Linked DNA regions of Mus musculus: region 2 is linked to region 1. Evidence: chromatin contacts called from ENCODE POLR2A ChIA-PET data. All regions are on one chromosome and are shown on one strand. The core of a region is the stretch at or near the end of the contact, and the rest is flanking DNA. Distances in the headings are between cores, read along the strand shown. Region 1 holds the start of Anxa9 (annexin A9). Region 2 overlaps Mcl1 (myeloid cell leukemia sequence 1).

Evidence for each region. ChIA-PET counts read pairs that join two places held with the same protein, here RNA polymerase II (POLR2A).
Region 2: POLR2A ChIA-PET joins it to region 1 with 12 read pairs in Patski. The contact joins the enhancer-like site here to the promoter of Anxa9 in region 1. POLR2A ChIA-PET finds 5 or more read pairs at or near these places in 3 of 5 experiments (Patski and embryonic stem cell).

The regions. Positions count from the first base shown.
Region 1 is chr3:95,313,757-95,316,929 of GRCm38, forward strand. Anxa9 (annexin A9) reads right to left here and starts at 1,424. Exons shown (of 14, transcript NM_001379545.1): 1 at 1,047-1,424. It overlaps Cers2 (ceramide synthase 2), which reads left to right and starts at 1,434. Exons shown (of 11, transcript NM_029789.2): 1 at 1,434-1,589. It overlaps LOC115489748, which reads right to left and starts at 2,040. Exons shown (of 2, transcript XM_030252979.1): 1 at 2,001-2,040; 2 at 988-1,808. The coding sequence starts at 2,040. The coding sequence ends at 1,006.
Region 2 is chr3:95,660,665-95,663,504 of GRCm38, forward strand. Mcl1 (myeloid cell leukemia sequence 1) reads left to right here. Exons shown (of 3, transcript NM_008562.3): 3 at 43-2,515. The coding sequence ends at 159. Among named protein-coding and RNA genes, the nearest start is that of Mcl1, 3.4 kb to the left of the region's middle. Within about 2 kb of position 1,452, at least 1 of the 3 ENCODE cell types and tissues checked has a DNase peak (open chromatin) inside an H3K27ac peak, as active enhancers do.

The DNA.
Region 1 (3,173 bases), core at 174-2,673:
CTGGAGAGATGGCTCGGCGGTTAAGAGCACAGGCTGCTCCTTCAGAGGACCTGGGTTCATAACAAAGGCGGGAGAGACAGCTCAGCTGTCATGTTCTTACTTACAGAGGACCCGTTTGATTCTCAGCACCCACATAGCTGCTTACAACCTTATATAACTCCAGTTCCAGGGAATCTGATATCCTCCACTGACCTTGTTGGCCACCAGACATTCGTGGAACACATGCATACATTCAGGCAAAACACTCACACACATAAATTTAAAAAGAAAAAACAAAACTATTTTATGAAGGTTTAAAAAAAAACATAGTCTCCCAAATGCTGGGACTGTGCTTGGGCATGAGATGTGAAATTGCACCAGGCAGGGTTTTGGTTTTGTTTTGTTTTGTATTTTTTTTGGTTTTTCGAGACAGGGTTTCTCTGTGTAGCCCTGGCTGTCCTGGAACTCACTCTGTAGACCAGGCTGGCCTTGAACTCAGAAATCCGCCTGCCTTTTCCTCCCAAGTGCTGGGATTAAAGGAGTGCGCCACCACTTCCCAGGGGATAGTTTTTAAAGCATTTTTTACATGGAAGAAGCTAAGCTTAACTCTCCCGGTTAAGGGTCACTTGACAACTTAGTCAAGTTCTGTCCATAATGGGAGTATGGGAGATGGGAGTTAAGGCTGCTGGGCGCTTTCTCTCTCTCTCTCCCCCCCATCCGTCCCCTTATTTATTAATTTATATGAGTACAATGTGGCTGTCTTCAGACGCACCAGAAGAGTGCATGGGATCCCAGATAGTTGTGAGTGACCATGTGGTTGCTAGGAATTTAACTCAGTATCTCTAGAACAGCAGTCGGTGTTCTTAACCGCTGAGCCATGTCTCCAACCTGCTGCTCTCTTCTTGAGGCATAGATTTTATGGGACTATTTAAGGGAAAACAGGTTCTAATACGAAACTGATCACGGCTAACCATAGTGTAGCCTGGAGTACATTTTACAAAAGGTTTGAGTAGCTCTGTTAGGACTCTAAACAGCAGGGCTGGGGGAGGGGGCATTGTGGATCTCACCGTAGGGAGCATCGGGATCTGTGCAGGGTTTTCTCCGCGTGCACCCTTCCTCTGATGCCCAGTGAAGCCGGACGATGGGATTGTAGCATTCAACCCGGGGGTAAATCATGGGCTGAGGTCGCCGACCACACCAGGGCCGCGGGGTTGGGCAGAGGCAGCCAGCTCTGAACTGCTCTGGGCTCAAGCACCAGGGGGTCCCTGACCAATGTCCGGGTGGGCCGCAACCGCGCCACTCAGAGACCCAGGCGCCCTGCGGGGCACGTGCCACCCGCCCCGTCGGGGCTCCTCCGCTCCATAGGCGCAGCGCAGGGTTCCGGGCACCGGGCCCCGCCCGGCCGCGGCCCACACCCAACTCAGCTCCGCTACTGGGCTCGGCCTGGGCTCGCCGGGGCTCGGCGGGCAAAGGAGGAAGGAGGGAGGGAGCCGCGGGCAGCGGAAGGGGGAGGAGAGGACCCGGCCCAGTCAGTGCGCACCGGCCGGGCGCTAGAAGTGGGAAACGGAGTAGCGGCGCCCGGGCCGGAGCAGCTCTGCACCGGACGCCGAGTAAGTCTGTGCGCGGGTCCGCGAGGGTGGCGGGGCAGTGACGGGCGCGGGGGCTCAGGGTGCAGCTCGGAGGGAGCGGGGCCTCCACCGGCTCATGGCGGCCGGCCTGCCGGAGGGCGGGCCGAGCGCTGCTGGAGCGGGCGATCCGGGCCCGGCTGGGGCCTCGGACCAGAGAAGGCCTGCGGGGCAACAGGTAGGGGGACTGGGGCCGGGCGCTCGCTCAGGATCCATGGTACAGACGCCCCTTTGTTAGGAGTGGAGCAGTAGCGGACCTTCGGTGCTAGAAGCCCCTGCGGGCCCGCGTGCGTCCTGGGGCCTGAGTGTGGAGGCCGAGGAGGAACGGTGGCGGCCCCTGCTGTTGCTGCTGTTGCTGCTACTGCTACCGCCGCCGCTGCCGCCTCTGTTTCTGACCCCCTTGTGCCCATCCCAAGAGGGAGGTCAGAGTGTCCATGTGCCTAACGGGAAACAGGAAGGAGTACACTCTTTAGTGTCTGTCCCGGCCCCAAAGGGCTCACATTCCTATACCGTTATGGGGCGTGTTTGGCCAGCTCTGGGTTGTAACTTGCTAATTACAGGCCCAGAGGCCCTCAAGTTAGTTGGCTACCTGCAGGTGGGTGGCATTTCTTTTTAGCCTGAGCTTGGGAATTCCTGTGCCTAAGCTGCACTCCTGGCATCCAAACCAGATCTCACTTATCCGAGTTTCCAGCCTCAGCTGTCAGGGTGTTCTAAGCGCTGTGAGGTCTGGAGTGAGCCGGTCTTCCCCAGAACTGAGTTAGGGAAGGCCTCCCCCAGAAATTACTTCTGTTTGTGTGAGAGCTGGGGTAGGGGGTCACTTCCCATCCCAGAGCTAAGGTGACTGTCTTGCATTTGTGATGGGGCCCCTAAGGTCAAATATTCCGTTCCTTAGGTCTTGTTTCTGGCCACATAGTGCCTAATTTCTAAGGGGTGTGGTGTGGTGTGCTGTGTGTGTGAACTAGTTCTGGTGCCTCTATTCTCACTGGAGCCTCTGACTAGGTTTCTCTCTGTCGCTGGCCACAGGGAGACTGACATTGTACAGTTCCTTTCAACACTACCCCATTTGCCGCTGCTACTTCAACCTACTGGCCTCTCCCTGTCTCTGGAAGGCATATTCTTATATAGTGTTTGGGGTTGGAGCAGGGAAGTTTGTGAAACATCCCAGAGAAGCCTGAGGCCACGGTTGTCACAGCCTCACCCCTTAGCTTTACCAGAATCTGCCCTGTATTTTTGGGCTCATACTTTAGCCCGAAGCAGTTGACTTCTATTGCTCTTCAATATCTAGAAAGAAGTTCTTTTTTTTTTTTTTTTTTAAATGGTTGTTGATTTTGTTTTTTTTTTTTTTTAGATTTATTTATTTCATTATATGTAAATACCATAGCTGTCTTCAGACACTCCAGAAGAAGGCATCAGATCTCATTACGGATGGTTGTGAGCCACCATGTGGTTGCTGGGAATTGAACTCAGGACCTTCAGAAGAGCAGTCAGTGCTCTTAACCACTGAGCCATCTCTCCAGCCCTAGAAAGAAGTTTTTTGTTTTTTGTTTTTGTTTTTTTGGTTTTTCGAGA
Region 2 (2,840 bases), core at 202-2,701, 350 kb after region 1:
AAACCCATACTTGAAAATGTGCTTTTCTTTTTTGTTTTCTAGGATGGGTTTGTGGAGTTCTTCCACGTACAGGACCTAGAAGGCGGCATCAGAAATGTGCTGCTGGCTTTTGCGGGTGTTGCTGGAGTAGGGGCTGGTCTGGCATATCTAATAAGATAGCCTTGTGAGTGCAATAGGGGACTCTTAAAGCTCCAGCCACCAAACTACATGCATCTGTGAAAACATGTGTATTTATGAAGGTGGACTTGAAGCTGCCCAGGATTTTAACAGTCCAGTTCTACTGTAGCAACATAGCAAAAAGAAAGTGGCTACAGGATTGTGGCTAACAAGAATAAATACATGGGAAAAGTGCTCCCCCTGGAAGAGTCACTGTCTGAATGAAGCAAAGTTCCCTCTCAGCAAACACTGAGAGGCCATGGAGAAGGACTTCTAGAATGAATGAAAGGGGTGGATGGAAAGGTTTGATTTCCTATCTAGAGATGGAAGAGGGGCCAGTCATCAGGCTAGTCACAAAGCTCAATAAATATCCATTACTCTGCTCAGAGTGTTGAGAGAGAAGCCCTAATTAACAACGTTGGTGACTTGTGTAAAATGGATTTGTAACCTACAAGTCACCAAACGATGACTAGAAGCTGCAGTGCTGTACAGGAATGTGAAGGGAGGCCTCTGAGCAGTCCAGGGTGTGCTTGACAAAGTCCCAAGTGCTCAGGACTTTTAGCCCTGTCTACTTTGGCTTGGTTTGGATGATTCTTAAGTTTATTAGCCTAGTGATGGCCAAAAAGTACTTGACTTAAGGTTCACTAATTAGTTACAAAACTGAACAGCCTCGATTTTTAAGAAAATTTATGAAATGTATTTGTCTGTAAAAATTGTATATATTTTTACAGAAAGTCTATTTCTTTGAACATAAGAGGGAAGTCTTGGATTTAGTTTTTTTCCATACCCTTTTGAAATTTGCAGCTTCTCTAGTTAGAAATGTATTTCTTACAGCTTTTTAAGACTTTGTCATCCGTTCTAGTGTATATGCAGAGCCTGTTGTGTGTGTGGACTGGTTATAGATTTATAACTATGCAGGGTTAATTATCCAATCTTTTTTTTTTGTATTTAAAGATCACAGGTAGATAGATGTAAGACATTTGATCCCCTGTTGACTTACAAAATTGTAAATGGTAAAGCAGGCTAGAGTCTTAACCATGGTGCTATTCACTGGGTTTACTTGTTTAACACAAGTTTATACCTGGTGTCAATAAAACAAATATGTATTTCTTGTCTACTAAGGATTGCCAAGCTTTGTTTTGAATTTCTGTATTGGTCTCTAGGTGTAGCCTTTACTTCCTTTACTGTTGGCGTGTTATGCTCCCAGTTCCCCTATAGAGTCGTCTACACTTCCTCCCTGTGCTCTTCACTGGCCATTTTAGTTATCTGCATTAGAACTCTCACCCCAACCCCCCCAAAACTTTGAACCTAAATAACCCCTCCCCCATCCTAATCAGAGTCAGCACAGCTTTCCTGTCAGAGGATAGGAACACTTGCTCTTTGAGCCCCGTGACCGACAGTGACCAGGGATTGGCATTCTTGGATTGGCATGCTTTCCATTGTTACTTTGTCTATTTTGGTAAGAAAAACATCAAAGGTCCCCTTGGGAATTTCAAAGGTTGGAAATTATACGTTTATACTTTTATTAGTTTGCTCCAAGTATGACTGTGTTCACTTAAGTTTAGAGAAACACTGGGTTTTGCTAAACTCGGTTAACAAAAGCCACTGGTAACTGAAGGTATTTAAGCTAGGGTCATTTGAAAGCTTCAGCCTCAGAATGTGACCTTTAGTCAGGGCTGCAGATAAAAATAGGCAGGAATCAAATGACTAAGAATGTAATAGGGAAGAAGTGCCCTGCCTGCCAGCTTGGGAGTGATTTGTACCTGTGTATTTATCCTTGATCATAGTTTGCTTATTTATGTTTAACTCTTCGGACTTCAGAGCACTTTATGTAGTTGAATAAACCCTAGAGGTTGAGGTGACTAAAAGGTTAGCCTCTCATAACCCAGCCATGGAAGTTTTGTTTACTAGGAGCCTGACTTCCCAGCTCACAAAGGGTGAAATGAAAGCTGAAGTACAGACAGGATCTTAGTAGGTATTTTAGGTCCAGGGCCATGAAGACTTGGAGAGCGCAGTGGCTGGGCAAGGGGCTGCTTTGGAGGGAAGAAGCATGTGGTCTGAGTGCTGACTAGATGAATAGTTGAGGCACATCCTTCAGAGAAGAGGGAGGGGCTGCTTGGAAAGATGGCTCTCAGCAAAATCTGTTTGTCTTACACGTCTCTCAGGGAAAAAACATGCAGTCTTCAAGCATCTTCCATGTACATTCTATCTGGGTGAACACCTTCATTCTGGTAGAGCACCTAACACTTTAACAGCTGTTCCCGAAAGGGTTAGGACCAACTGCAAGTTAATGTGGGTTGTAAATGTTCCCCTAACTTCTGTTTCTTCTGAAGAGAAAATAAACCTTTTTCCCCCCAAAGTAAGGTGTGGTATGGGTCTTTTCTTATCGCCTTCCTCTCTTGTGCAAGCCTTTTAGGGAAGTCAGTTGAACAAATAGAAGTGAAATAAAAGCAAAATTCAGTATTGATTTGCCTTATGGTAAAGAATATAGGACCTGTAATTTAAATTTGTGGTTAATGTATTCCTGTTTTAAACTAGTTCGGTACGTTTTTGGGTTGCGGGGGAGAATGCTTAGCACCACACCTGGCTTTCTCATTGACAAGTTCCTTGTATCTTAAATTTATTAGTCAAGGTTGACCTTGAACATCTATGGTGATCCTGCTGTGCTAAAGCTGGGATCTTGG